3 separate regions of the Mus musculus genome follow, and regions 1 and 2 are each linked to region 3. A link is a loop called in an ENCODE intact Hi-C map of the cell type or tissue named here. Cell type or tissue: heart. All regions are shown on one strand.

What was found. Hi-C counts contacts between places; a loop is a spot of excess contacts. Peaks named below come from ENCODE experiments on the same cell type or tissue, not always from the same donor. Only the 100,000 strongest peaks of a DNase experiment are listed, where the experiment ranks them.
Region 1: a loop joins it to region 3, with 2.1 times the contacts of the local background. A loop is called at or near these places in 3 of 42 quality-filtered maps.
Region 2: a loop joins it to region 3, with 5 times the contacts of the local background. A loop is called at or near these places in 2 of 42 quality-filtered maps.

The regions. Positions count from the first base shown.
Region 1 is chr6:86,730,479-86,735,478 of GRCm38, reverse strand. It overlaps Gmcl1 (germ cell-less, spermatogenesis associated 1), which reads left to right and starts at 2,101. Exons shown (of 14, transcript NM_011818.3): 1 at 2,101-2,568. The coding sequence starts at 2,315. In heart, no CTCF peak of the experiment used is centred here; DNase peaks (open chromatin) are centred at 2,028 and 2,498; H3K4me3 peaks cover 2,225 bases; H3K27ac peaks cover 1,786 bases.
Region 2 is chr6:85,959,318-85,964,317 of GRCm38, reverse strand. It overlaps Dusp11 (dual specificity phosphatase 11 (RNA/RNP complex 1-interacting)), which reads left to right and starts at 2,651. Exons shown (of 9, transcript NM_028099.4): 1 at 2,651-2,880. The coding sequence starts at 2,783. In heart, no CTCF peak of the experiment used is centred here; DNase peaks (open chromatin) are centred at 2,347, 2,647 and 3,077; H3K4me3 peaks cover 2,875 bases; H3K27ac peaks cover 1,751 bases.
Region 3 is chr6:86,681,888-86,686,887 of GRCm38, reverse strand. Snrnp27 (small nuclear ribonucleoprotein 27 (U4/U6.U5)) reads left to right here and starts at 2,397. Exons shown (of 6, transcript NM_025665.2): 1 at 2,397-2,441; 2 at 3,912-4,032. The coding sequence starts at 2,408. In heart, no CTCF peak of the experiment used is centred here; a DNase peak (open chromatin) is centred at 2,367; H3K4me3 peaks cover 1,823 bases; H3K27ac peaks cover 1,303 bases.

The DNA of each region.
Region 1 (5,000 bases), 49 kb before region 3:
CCTACTGTGTAGCTAGCTCCTCTAGGCCCCAAAATAATGTCATCTCAGTCATCAACATAATAAGCCAAAGTTCCAAGTGTAGTCTGAGGTTTCTTTCCTCAGTCAGTTCTGGCCTCAATGGGATGCTGGCTTGGGGAAGGGAAGTCAGGGCAGGGGACGAGGGCAGGGGACTGGAATGGGGGGAGGGCACTTCTCTTTTTCTCCATCATCCCTGCTTGTAGCAACAGTGAGAAGAGCAGAGGGGATCAGGTCAGTTCTTGCACTGCCCTTGCTCTGAGGGTGGAGGCTAAGTCCTATGTGGCTGTGGCAGGCTCTTACAGACATTGCCATGGCTCTCCTCAGTATCCAGGGAGCCATTCACCTGCGCTTCCTTAGACAAGACCAATATGGATGTTTTACCCTCTAGGAATTTAGTGACACATGAAGCCACCATGTTACAGTCTAGCTTGTGCATACGCCAAGGCCTCTTTGTTTTTGTTTTTTGTTTTGGTTTTTCAAGACAGGGTTTCTCTGTATAGCCCTGACTGTCCTGGAACTCACTCTGTAGACCAGGCTGGCCTCGAACTCAAAAATCCGCCTGCCTCTGCCTCCCGAGTGCTGGGACAATGTTTTAAGATGACCTCACGTATGTTTCATATTATGTACATTCCTGCGTGTCCCCTGCAGCCACCGTAGTTCTCTTCCTCCCACTTCTCCTTCAACCAGCCTCAGCTACACACCCTCAGAATTTCTCAAACATGAGAAATTCCTCAGTGGCTCACAAAGGACATATACTGCTATAACGGAGTGCAAATGGTGAATTGATGCAGTCAGTTCCGGGGGGGGGGGGGCGAAAAACTGGCAAGAACTCGTAAAGTTGAAAATTTCCCAAGAGCCCGTTTCTGGGATCTGCCTGATGAAGCTTTTGCGAGTGGTGTTCCTGAAAGAGCATCTACGTAGAAATAACTGAAACCCCTTGGCAAGGGAGTAGGCAAATGATGTGTCTAACAATGAGCAGTGACAATAACTAGAGATTCCATTCAAAGTATAGTTTTAGGAGAGGAGAAATCATAGGTTTGGGATGGTCCAATTCCATTTAAATTACATGTCTGAATGTGCAGCAGAAGAGTGGTTATACGTGTAAAGACATGCATAGAAATGGCACAGAGAGGGAGAGGCTGGAAACTGAGAATTAGTACACAAGGGGTTTCTCATTCCCCACTATATATCAATAAAGCTAAAGGGGAGTGAATCAAAGTAAGTGTGATAGAATTCCAAGCCAGTAGTAGGTCCACAGGTACTTGTATTGCTCTGTTTGAAACATTCTATTATAAACATTTTACTTTGAAAGGTATAAAAGGCAGGTATGGTAGCTCAGTGCCTCAACTCCTAGCACTTAGAGGCTGAGATAGGCGGACTTCTGAGAGTTCCAGGGAAGCCTTGGGCTTCAGAGTGACACTTTTCCTTGAAGAAAATTTAAAAAAAAAAAAAAATCGAGGGCCAGGGATGTAGCTTAGTTGGTAGAATGTTTGCTTAGCATTCAAGAAGCCCTGCATCTGATACTCAGCATTTCAGGTCCACGAAGGTGATGTGACACATACATGGCTGTAATCCCAGCTTTCAGGGGGTAGAAACAGGAGATCAAGAGTTCAAGAGCATCCTATACAGTGAGTCGAAGTATGTAGTACGAGACACTGACACAATAAAATAATAATTAAATCAAAACAAGGCAGCAGAAGGAAGGCAAGACCTGGAGGCTAGCTGAGGCTCCAGACTGAACCCGGTCAACACAGCTGGGTGACGGTCATCTATCTAACCGGGCCAGTCGGGTCCTAGAGCCCTGGAAGCAAAGGCCATGTTGGCAAGTCCGTCCTCTTATTAACCGTACAGGGCTGGATGAGACCCCGGAATCGAGGAAGCTTACGGGAAGAACCAGCGACAGAGATCCCGAGATCTGTTAGGCATAAGCACACAGTGCCCACGCCCCTCCGTTGAAGCCGGAACCGCGGAAGTCAGACACGCACCGGGGCTGAGCGCCGCAGGGACGGGCCAGCAGCCTGCGCATGCGCAACCTGCAGCGCAGGCTCCGTCCTCCCGCCCCGCCTTTTCCGGAGGCTCGCCTTGCGCCTGCGCCCTGCGGCGCGCGCTTTGTTGGGAGAAGGAGGGGGCGAGGTCTAGCGAAGCCGGTCCGCTGAGGCGCTACGGGCGGGGCTGAGGATGGAGGTGACTGCGTTCGCGGCGACGGTTGGGGCTGCGCGCGAGGCGGCAGCGGAGTAGGCGGTGGAGATACGGGCATGGCGGGGCGGCCCCTCGGTGCTCCCTAGGCGCCGGAGCCATGGGCGCTCTCAGCAGCCGGGTGCTGCGGCCCGCAGGGCGCACAGAGCAGCCCGAACCCACGCCCGGGGCTGGGGGCGCGGCCCGCAGGTCGGACGCCGGCGAAGATGCGGGCCACAGCTTCTGTTACTGTCCGGGCGGCCGCAAGCGCAAGCGCAGCAGCGGCACATTCTGCTACTGTCACCCCGACTCCGAGACAGACGACGACGAGGACGAGGGCGACGAGCAGCAGAGGCTGCTGAACACGCCGCGCAGGTACGGAACGCCCCGCACCTTGGGGGGCCTGACCCCGGTGTCCTTGACAGGAGAGCGCGGGAGGGTCGGTGCGGGAGGTGAGTGCCCGCGGAGCAGATGGGAGCTGGGCGTTTGCAGACAGACCTAGGTCAGTGCGGGAGCGGGCGCGTGCCGGGCAGACCTGGGGTCAGTGCGGGAGCTGGGCATTAGCAGACAGACCTGGGTCAGTGTAGGGTCTGGGAGTTTGCAGATAGACCTGGGTTAATACGGGAGCTCGCGCGTGTTGGGTGGACCTGGGATCAGTGCGGGAGCTAGAAAGCTTAGGGTTCTGCACATTAAACAGAAGCTTCCTGAGTGTCAGAGCCTCAACCTGAGCCTAAAAGGACTAGCCAGAGCTTCCGCGTCCCTTCCGTAGCAGGCGTTTGCTTTTTGAATAGGATAGCCACGGGAAATTTTACTGTGCATCACTAGCCATAAATCAGTAAAGAGAGGAGCATAGTAGTCCCTGAGATGGACATCTCTCTGTGTTGTCACTAGAGGGACCAGTGATGGAGATTCGCCCAGTTAAGAACAAAGTCTGCTTGTTGAGGTGGGCTGCACTCTGTGTAGGTTGCATAAGATTTTTTTGAGGGAAGAGTTGAAAAAAAAAAATCATTGCTTGTGAAATAGATGTGGCGTATACCAGAATATACTGTGCAGTAAGGATTTTTTTTTTCTCTTTTTAAGGTCACTGTTAGACTCACACAGATGTAATTTTTTAATGAAATTTTTAAAAAGGATCTGCTTATGGACATTGCATTTTTGTTGACAAAAAAAGTGTAGGTGAGCCGGGCGTGGTGGCGCATGCCTTTAATCCCAGCACTCCGGAGGCAGAGGCAGGCGGATTTCAGAGTTTGAGGCCAGTCTGGTCTACAGAGTGAGTTCCAGGACAGTCAGGGCTACACAGAGAAACCCTGTCTAGGAAAACCAAAAAAAAAAAAAAAAAAAAAAAAAAAAAAAAAAGTGTAGGTGGTAGAGTTGGAGCTCAGTGGTAGCGGTAAGATATGTAAATATCTTAGGTTAAAAACTAGGTTAATATAACTTTTCATTAGGGGGTGAATATATTCACAAGATGGATGTTCTAATGAGTTCCAATTCTGAATTCCTATCTGTATTCTGCACTTAATATACTCATTTTCATATGTAAAGTAGAACTATTATTGCCACCTCAAAGAGTTACGCAGATTTTGCAAGGTATTACAATCCTGCAGTAAGCCTCTGGTGGCTGAGACAAGAGCATCAAGTTGGAGGTCAGTCTGAGCCACAAAGTGACTTAAAGGCCATTCTGGGCTGTATCCAGACACCCTGGAGAGAAGAGAGAGGAAGGAAGGGCTGGGAGTGTTGAGACTCTCACAATCTGAGAGTGAGCACAAGTGCAGTGCCCCCCCCCCCCCCCCCCCCGGTTTTAAGATTTGTTTTTATTTATGAGTATGTGGATTTGTGCACATTCCTGCAAAGTCCTGGAACTGGAGTTACAGAGGTGTTGAGCTCCCTAATGTGGGTGTTGGGAATTGTACTTGGGTCCTTTGGAAGAGCAGTGTGTGCTCTTTACCACCGAGACACCTCTCAGGCCCCAGAGTGCCTGTCTTTGTGCATTTGGTATTAGAACTCTTTGATGAACAGGCTCTTATGTCATAAGACATGCATCCTTCTTCAGCCTTAGTGACTTAGCCACTCCCACTTACTTTTGGTAATTGTCTGATGCACCTTTTTAATCCTTTCCAACCTACATCCTGTATCCCATCACCCAACCACCCCTAAGATTTCCCAGCCCATATCCCAGGGCCTTATCCATTCTCCGGAAGCACTTTACTACCAAGCTGGATCTTTTCCACACCAGTACCATCTTTTCACTCTTTGCATATGCACTCATGCACAGTTGTGCTTGCATGTGGAGGCCAGAGATCAACAGTGGATCTTTCTATATTCCCCTCCACCTTACCTTTTTATGAGTCTCTTTATTAAACTGATTGGCTAGTCTAGCCAACCAACAAGGTCCGATCCTCCTGTTCCTGTCCTTCTACCTGCCCCGTTAGGATTACAGATGCTGGCAACCCCACCTGGCTTTTTTGTGGGTGTTTGTTGGTTTGTTCTTGTGTTCAGCTTTGTACTTGCAAAGCACTTTATTGGCTGAGTAATCTGCCTGGCCCTTGTTTGTGTCTTTATGTTTAAGGTTAGTATATATACAGCATATAGTTAAATCTTGCTTTTTTTAATCTAACATGACAGCTTGTGCCTTTTGATTGGTATGTAGACCATGTATATTTAATATAATTTTTGAAATATATGACAGGGAACATTTAAAAGAGAAAAACAATTATTTGAGCAAGGAAATTTTAATATAAATCATAACAAACAAAAAACAGGAAATTAACTGTCAAAGACAAAATATAATGATAAGGGATCTTTAGGAA
Region 2 (5,000 bases), 720 kb after region 3:
CCCACCCTGATTCCCCAGATCACGCCAGGGAAATGCTCTGGTCTGCTAGGTGGAAAAGGAAGAGGGGGCGATCTGCTTTGTCCTCCTGATTCATGGCAGTCAAAATAAGCTGAGCTTCTCTCAGTTTTTTCCTAGCTGGGCTCTTACTGAGAACAAGGCTTCTTTGTTCATTCCTGTTTAATTATTTTTTATGTCTAAACCATTCCAAGCTTTGTTCTCCAGTCTCTTAACTCCCTCTGCTTCCCTTCAGCAGGAAACAGCCAACTCTGAATCCCCATGACTACTTCAAATTTCCATTCAACAATCTTTCTGGGTTTCACCTCCCTACATTCCATCCTGCCTCTGCGATGTTTATGTGAAGAGGAGCCCCTCTGCCCTTCTGGTGTGCTACTGTATTATTGTCACGTTAGCTTGCCCCTCTTGTCTTTCCTGCCCTCCTCCACTGACTTATTTGGTGTAAACCCATCAGACAACTCCATAGGAGAATGTGGATAAGCCTTGCAGGCATTAGAATCCAGAGGTAAAAAGTATGTATCTTGCAATTACACTTTGACTTATCAAGCATTATTGTCAGAATACTCACCTTACAATTATTGTAAATATTATGAAAAATAAATATAAGCTACATTTAGAAATTTCAAACTAAAAGTTTAAGCTTATTTTAAAATTTGCTGTCATAAATTTCTATAATCTGGGACTTAGTCCACTTCTCTGCAGATGACCTCCCTGTACTTTGGTCTTCCACTTGTACGATTCAGATGTCCCCGGCAAGCACGGGTCCTGAGATTGTGTAGGAACTTCAGACTTGGGCTCCTCTTTTATTTCAGGGTTATTTTTGGTGCTTGCTAAAATATAAAGCCATGATGTCCACAGCTATTGTGACACCTGGCAAAGCGATATCAGTAAAACTGGCTGTGGATGGAAAGGTGAGCTGACAGCATTTTTGACAAATAGAATGAATTGCTTTTTTAAAAGTGTATTTCATCCCAGTAATTTCTTGTCTAGGTATTCAGATGCAGTATACACCTATAGGAATGTTCACACCACAGTGTTTTCTGTAATAGTAGATCAGAAACACAAACCAAACCAAACAAAAACTCCAATCAGGTTAAGGTGGCCCATACCCTTAATTCTAGAGCTGAAAAAGGAGCAGGCCGATCTCTGTGATTTCAAGGGTAGGTTACTCTACAAAGCAAGTTCCAGATCACAGAGCATTACATAATGAGAACTTACCTTAAAACAAAAAAACTCCAAACAGGTAGAGGAATTTCAATATTGGAATGGTTTAAAAAAAAAAAAAAAGTTGGGGGGGGGGTTGGAGAGAAGGCTCAGCAGTTAAGAGCATCGACTGCTCTTCTGAAGGTTGTGAGTTCAAATCCCAGCAATTTCATTTCTACATGGTGGCTCACAACCATCTGTAATAAGATCGGATACCCTCTTCTGGTGTGTCTGAAGACAGCTACAGTGTACTTACATATAATAAATAAATAAATCTTAAAAAAAAAAGTTGGACCGGGCCATGGTGGTGCATGCCTTTAATCCCAGCACTTGGGAGGCAGAGGCAGGCAGATTTCTGAGTCCGAGGCCAGCCTGGTCTACAGAGTGAGTTCCAGGACATTCAGGGCTACACGGAGAAACCCTGTCTCGAAAAAGAAAAAAAAAAGTTGGTATTTTTAATTATGTTGGTTATAATAAGTGTCCTGTGTCATTCAAAATTAGGAAGAATATGTATGTTTCCCTGCCTGTGACACTATACACACATATATGGATGGAGAAATATGTTAAATATATCAAATAAGGAGAAATATGTTGTATAAAACTTTTGATTTATTTCTTTTTGGCGGAAAAAAAAGATACACCCGTGTGAAAGCAAATATCATGTATATACAAAATGTAAACAATTGACAACGTTCACGAAGAATGCAGGGATCAGAGGGTTGGGGCTGGATTGTCTGTTCCTCATTTGGAGCAGTTCGGGTGGCGCTATGAGACCCCAACTTAGAGCGTTTCTCCCTGGAAGGTAAAGCCCCTGGATGTTCCCCAAGCTTGTTTTCCCTGATCTTTAAAAATACAGCTAGAAAGAAGCTCTTTGTTCTCTATAGCCAGCAAAAAGCCTTTTTGTTTCTATACTGTACAACCAGAGATGCCTGCCTTCCTGTGCCGAGGACACGGAGATAAAAATTCAGAAAGAACTCACTCCCCACTCCTGCCTTGTAAATTTCACCAAGGACGCCCAGAAGAGCTCTTCCCAACTCCTCCCACTTCTCCTCCCAACTCCTCCCAACTCTCCTCCCAACTCCTCCTACCTCCTCAGCTAGCTGTTAAAAGTCCCCTAATGTCACCGCTCGGGGTTGAACTCCTCTGCCCTGCACGACAGAGGGACTTCTCCTCAGCTAGCTGATAATAAAACCTCTTGCAGTTTGCATCAGGTGCATCTTTTCTCTCGAGATGTTGGGGTGTTGGCCAGTTCATCCCAGGACTTGAGCAGAGGCCCAGCATCGGGGGTCTTACAGCGCTAGCAATTATTCACATAGCTACAAAACCGGCCTCCAGCTAAGTGCAGCACAGTCGAAACCGAAGGCAGGCTGACAAACCCTACTTTCAGTGCGACGTGTGTCGTCAGCACGGCGGGGCAAGGCGCATGCGCCCTAGCGAGACGTCGACGCGTCGCGTTCCTTTGCGGGCGCCTCTGGATCCCGCGGCCTCTTCTGGCCTCCCTGAAGTCGCCACTTTGGCCGCTCTGGCACGCCTGGCGTTGGGTGGGCGGCATCTCTGCGCCCACATGAACCAGCATTATGGCCGACATGGTCGTGGACGGGGCCGGGACTTTGCTGCCTGTGCCCCACCCAAGAAGAAGGGCAGAAACCACATCCCCGAAAGGTAAGCGCTTTGGTTCCGGGCTTGGCGTTCCGGCTGCCTCGGTGGCCTCGAGTCTCCGAGTGTTCCCTGGCCTCGCGCCCCGCCGCCTCCCAGGGTCCTCCGCGCCGAACCCCACCACACCTCCCCACCCCGCATTCTGGGGTCTTGGGTCTGTCCCGACAGGACTCTGTGGAGCTCGGGCCTGGGCGGAAGTGCGCGGTGGGGCGCGGCTGCCTGTATTGAGGCGTCCCTTGATCTCCGAAGCCACAGGCTTCTGCTTGTGTAGGCGCTGTGCCAGGATCCGGCCCGAGCTGTCGACACCCTTCACTCGGTACCGGCTCGAGGGGTTCTCTTGCTTTCAGGATTCGGAAAGCGGAGGTGTCCTTTGAGGGAGTTAACCCTGCCTGGGCCAAGGGCTAGTTTTAGGATTTTGCTCACTGGTGCAATGAACCCTTTACTTGCGGCTGTTTGCTTCCCCTCTCCGATTTCATCTCCACAAAAAACGTGGCTAGACCGGCCTCTCCCCTTCCTAGAATTCATCAAATCCTTTTTTTTTTTTTTTAATCTCCACAAATAAACAATACCTAAAACTCAGGATCGACAGAATGCTCTGCCCCGACTTCCCGGACTTCAGTAAGCACTTCTTTTTTATGTCTACAAATGAGCACTATCTAAAATTCAGGATGGACGTGATGGCCTCTCTCCCTTCCCAGAGTGGATATCTTTAGATCCTGTCAGCTAACCTCCAACATCATCCCAGTGTAGAACTTGCCTGACAGCTTGCAGAAGACAGCTGTCTGTCCACTGGACAATCCATTTTTAACATACCTTCTATAGTTAACTATTTAACTATTAATTACTAAGTAAAGTATAAGTAAGTTATAAATAAATTGTTTATTGATATTTTAATGTAGCTTATTTCATTATTAAATTATCTATTGGATATAAAATTGTTAACTAAAAATTAAAAATAATTTTAGCTATTGCTTATTTGTGGAGATAAAGCAAGATAAATATCAAGTAGTAATTGTGAGACAGCTCATAGATGTAAGATAAAGCTTGACTTTAAGAATAAAAACCTTCGGGGCAGTTCCAGGACAGCCAGGGCTACACAGAGAAACCCTGTCTTGAAAAATAAAAACAAAAAAAAAGAATAAGAAGCCAACTTCTTGTCATGGTCTGTCACACTAGGTTCCATTGCTCTGGGGCCCACTATGTCTCCAGTCTGTCACCACTCTGTGCTCACTCTCTACTCCAGGGATGTGAATGAACCGGACTTATTTGTAATTCATGGCCATAGACCAACTCAGCTGTGACTCTCCACACTGACTTCTGATTGAACTGAATTTCGGGTTGTAAGAACTGGGAGATTTCTACATATTGAGTTGATTCACTGGTGTGGAAACTAAAAACAATATGCAGTGAAAGTATTGAATTTGAGGTCTGTCAGCCAGTGTGTAGGCATTCATTACTCCTTGCTGGTTAATAGTTTTAGTTACCATAAAAAGTATGAGTTTCATGATGATATTTTCTATATGTATGGCATTCTACTTTGCCCATGTTCACCCACACACATACACCTTCCCCTTTCTCCTGCCCACATTTTGCTAGTTTCTTTCCTCCCCCTAAATAATTCACCACAGTTTTCATGTCTCAAATATGTGTGTGTGTATATATATATATATATATATATATATATATATATATGTATGTATGTATATATTATATATATGTATATTATATGTATGTACATTATATATTTAAAACTAGATTCCACACAGGAGGGGAAATATACACTATTTGTCTTTCCTTTTCTGCCTCTTGTTGCCCCTCCCTCCCTTAGCCCCCTTCCCACTCCGTCATAACCCCCCTTCTATTTTCATGTCTAATATTACCTTAGTATTTGACACGAGGCTGGGTTTGTTAGGCTGTTCTGCTATGGCATTTCTAGGTTTTAGATATTGTTTGTGGAGACCTGTGTGCTCTTTTGTTGTCTTGTATCTGTTTTCAAGATGGGGAGACAGAAAGAAACATAGTAGGTTGCTACTTGTGTGGAATAAATAGGTTAAGAGACATTCTGTATGTGTTAGGTGCCCAGTATCTCGGAGCCTTATTCTTGGAGACAAGGTTGGCATTCAGTT
Region 3 (5,000 bases):
ATCCATGCACATATTTGATTCTAAACTTGGTGTGCATGTGTTTGAAACAAGATCTCACTATGTATCTTCTAGCTGGCCTCACATTGGTATGTAGACAGGCTGGTCTGGAGGATGCAGAAGCCCACTTGTTACTGCCTCTAGAGTGCAGGATGGAAAGCATTTGACCTCTTGCCTGGCTTGTGTTGATCGTAGAGGTTGGGCTTTCTCACAAGCTGACGTGTAATCATGTTCTCAGAGGGGAATAAATGCACACAGAAGGAGCTCCACTGAATTAATAAGGTGGCTCTTAGGGGCAAGATAGTGTCCCATGTTACTCCTTGGCACAAGAGCCCTCAAGTAATAAAGGAAGCACCCTTTCATTGTCTTCTATGTGGACAGCATCATGTTATGAATGTTGCAAACAGACAAACCCTTACTCTCTCAGTAAGCATTGCCAACAGGTAGGTAGGTATGTATGTAGGTAGGTAGGTAGGTAGGTAGGTAGGTAGGTAGGTAGGTGTGTGTATGGTGTGTGTGTGTGTGATATGTGTGTGGGGGTGTGGTGTGTGTGATATCTGTGTGTGTTTGATGTGTGTGTGTAATGGCTAAGCAGGTAAAAGTGCTAGGCACCATGCCTGTACGTGCCTCTGTGTGTGTGAACAAAGTTGTATTCATGTCACAGTGCAATAGCACAGTAGGTAATCTCAACTCTCGGGAATATTATTCCCAGAAACCCTCCTGTAAGATCAAATTCGGCTCAGTGGCCTTGTATCCCTCTCTAACACACTGGATACTATCCATGATATGAAAACAGCCTGTCATCTGCTTCCATGATGAAGATGGCAAGCCTCTTGGCAGAGCCCACATGATCCCTCCTTCACCCCAGTGCTGCAGTTGTGCAGGATCCAACATTCAGCAGGCATTCACAAATGTCTGTTACACTAACTTCATCGTACTTTCCAGCCACTTTTGAAAATTTGAAGAGGCTGTGCTAAGTGTTTTCATTACCTAAGATCCAAAGCCTGGCAAGGGGAGGTGGGAAGAAGGGGGCATATGTCTCTGATCACCCATAGCCCCCATGTCACTTTGCTGTCTTCTCACACCTCTAATACAGTGCTCTGGCTTCCTCAAATCCCCCTCTTGCACTGTGGACAGTGACTTCAGCTGTCCATAGTGGTTATCCAAGATTATCCCTAAAACTTCCTTATAAGTGACAGGAGATTCCCAGTGCTCTCCTACGGCTTGACACATAATCTCAAAAATATGGAAGTCAGGCCGCATGGTGGAAATTCTAGTTTAGTTGGGATCAGGTATAAAAGAGGCTGTACAAAAGTCTATTTATTTACCTTTTTTTTTTTTTCCTTAACATGATGACTAGTGGACCAAGTGTTTTCAAACTAAAACTAGCCTCTTCTGCCTCTTCCTAAGTTTTTGTTCTAGAAGCCTGTCCTCAGCTGTTGCCCGTCAAAGGCTGGCAAGAGCACTGGTTCCATCAGTAGAGGCTGCAGCCTTTCCCACTCGCTGTATACATGTTTTACTGCAAGAAGCCGCGTTCTTGTGTGTGTGCGCGAGCGCGCGGCTCATAAAGCCTTTCATTTTGAAGGTTACGGCAACATTTGGGAGGTTCCCTTCGGGAGTAGGATGGAGCCTTTTACTTACAAAAAACAGTAGTTGGGGCTGAAGAGATGGGAGAATGCAGTGGGTTTGCTGCTCACTTTCTCAGTGCCTACTGTCAGGTTCTCAATGGCCAGTTGCATGGAATACAAGGGACACCCACATACATACAAAAATAAAACGAACTCTCTCAAACCGCCATAGTAGTTTAGGGTGCAATCCCAGTGCTGTCACTTGCGCCAACATAAAGCTGACTTAAGAATTAAATGCAAAAGTCAAAAACAGCTCATGCCGATTAGAATTCGTGTGGCCTGACGTTGTAAGACACTCTTTCAATCCCAGCACTTGGGAGGCAGAAGTAGGCTGATCTCTGAGTTCGAGGCCAGCCTGGTCTACAGAGTTCCAGGACAGCCAGAGCTACACAGAGAAACCCTGTCTCGAAAAACCACAACAAGAAAGGATTGGTGTGATGTATTTTATACGTGTAGAGGAACGCTGGGAAAACAAGAGAGAACTGTGCTGGGTGGAGCGATACACAGGTGAGTTCTCCAGCAGGACAAAGGGGTAAATCGCGACAAGATTTAAAAAGAAATCTCAACTTGAAGAAGCGGAATTAGCGCCCAGTTCTTCCAGGAACTTCAGGCCCTGGGGCGACTTCCAGGGCAAGACTTAAGTCATCTGTTTGCTGGAGCCGCCGGAACCCTCGCCACGCGCTCTGCTAGTTTCCAGCCGGCCTGCAAAAATCAACTTCCAGCTGCTCCGGAAGTTGTGGGGTTGTTTCCGGGGCGGTCGGAGGAGGAGGAGGAGGACTCCGATGGGTCGAAGTCGTAGCCGCTCCCCGCGTAGGGGTGAGTCCAGAAAGTCTCACGGCTAGGGACGGTGTCAGGTGCTACCCACGACCTTAACCTCGAAGGCCCGGGAGAGTGCGGGACGGGGCGAGGCCGGGACCTGCTCTCCTCAGCCCTGCCCTGAACTAGAGTTCCACAGTCCCTTCGCTTAGCTCCTGGGGGACCGTGCATACATCATAAGTCAGCCTGCCTTTCTCTGTCCAGTCCCCGTAACCATCGTAGGTAACTTTACCGTGAAGGATTGGTGTGAGAATTAACGTCACCCTCCATAACATTCAACCTGCCTTGGCTCACAGATGCTTTCTAAATGTCGGTGCCCTGCCTGGGTCTTTAGTTGGAAGTGTTTAGAATTTGAGACCGCATATCCTAATGTCTTCTGTACATAAGACAGAGAGCATAGGACTGAGGCCGTGTAAGGTGGGACTTTGGGGAAACTCAGAGGATATCTGTATCCTCAGCCATGTTAAGGGATTAGAATTAGTCTCTAGTTGTTTAGAACAAGGCTCACCTTCAACTAATACTCAATTATCTTACTAGGCAACCAGGGCCTCAAGCAAATTGAGCCTTCGAAGTGCAGTAAATGTCCAATAGATTGGTTTTCCTTTGGGAAATACCTATTGTGTAGCATTATGCCTTACTTTGGCCAGTTTACTAATTAGTACAAGACATGGTAGAGCAAACAAGGGGGCGGGGATAGCCTCATACACAGCCATGCTTTCAGAAAACACAGAACTTTGTTTTAAAAATACGATTCTGACTGAAAAGATAATCTAATTGGATATTAGGCTATTGTATAAACGGTCGAAATATGGGTGATTTTAAAATACACCACATTGTTTGACTTTAAAGTAATTTAAGTGATGTTATGTGTTGAAATGTTAGTAGGGGTGTGTGTGTGTGAGAGAGAGAGAGAGAGATCAAGAGAACTGAACTTAGTGCCTCACAGATGCATGGCAAACAGGGCCTTACCATAACAGGGGTTGGTCTTGAATGATTGCTTTTTCTGCCTCCACTTCCCCAGTCCTGGTGTTACAGGTGTGTGCCACTATGCACAAGAATTACTTCTTGGTTTGTTTGTTTGTTTGTTTAGGTTTTTCAAGACAGGGTTTCTCTGTGTAGCCCTGGCTGTCCTGGAGCTCACTCTGTAGATCAGGCTGGCCTTGAATTCAGAAATCCTCCTGCCTCTGCCTCCCAAGTGCTGGGATTAAAGGCGTGTGCCACCGCTGCCCAGCATTTGTTTTTTTAAGACAGGGTTTCTCTGTCACTTAGCAGTGCCTATTCTAGAGCTCGTGGACTGGCCTGGAACTCACTGAGAAGGGCCTGCCTCTTCCCTGAGTACCATGCTCAGCTGACTTTTTTGTTTTTTTAACTGTTCATTGTGACTACTAGTAGTGGCTTGCATTATACTTCATTATGACAGCTCTAGGTGTTCAAATTAACCTTTAGCTCTGCTATTTTTGTGTTTGTTAGAACGTAGGCGGTCCCGGTCCACATCTCGGGATCGAGAAAGAAGACGCCGAGAAAGGTCCAGGTCCAGGGAGAGAGATCGCAGAAGGAGCCGCTCAAGATCTCCACACCGAAGACGCTCCAGGTGAGTGTAGACAGAAAATTAAACAAAACAAAGAAAGAAAAACTGAGAAACTTGTCTACAAGGATGCGGAGAACAAAGAGCCCAGGAGATGCCCTTGACTTTGCCTTTATCACTTAGAAGGGACTCTGGTTTTATGAAATGGCAGAGTTTAATCACACAGTATTCTAAAGCTAGCATTACTCATGGCAAATAGTTTAATTACAGTGTATCAGAGCATAGTCTTTTAAAAGATGTTAGTCTTATTTTCTGTGTGTGGGTGTTTAGCCTTTATATATGTCTGTACCTGGTGCATCAGAAACAAGTTTCAGACTGTTGCGAGCTGTGCTGTAGGTCCTAGAGCCCATTTCCTGTGGAAGAGCAGCCAGTGCTTTTAACCTCTAAGCCAATCTTCTAGCCCTAGGGAATTGTCTATAAGAGCAACAGGAATGATGAATGAAATCCCCTTAGAAAGGTATTTGGTAAAGAAATTTAAGTATGTGCTCAGCAACAGGTGACCCACAGGGACTGACGAACTCTTCAAAGACATCAGTAGGCATTTAGAAGTGTGTGTGTGTGTGTGTGTTCATTTTTAAATTTTCTGTTGCATTTGAAAGTGTGCAGGTGTGCATGTGAATGTCAGGGATAACTTGGGAGTCACTTTTCTCCCATGTCCTGCATGGGTCCTTGGAATCAGCTCAGGTTGTCCAGCATTTTACCTCTGGGACCATCTCACTGGGCCTACTACTATTCTTTTAAAATATTCCTTGTGTGTGTGTTTGTGTGTGTGCTCCAGTGTGTGCGAGTCCGTAGGTGCCCATGGAGGCCAGTTAGCTGTTGGTGAGGGAATCAGCCCTGGGTCTTCTGCAAGAGCAGTGCTTGTTCTTAGCCATAGCTCCTTCTCTCTTTCAGGCTCATCTCAGAAACTTGGAAGGTTTTTAGGTCTCACGGCTTTTCTAGACTTGGCCATATCGATAACTTTTAGATAAAAG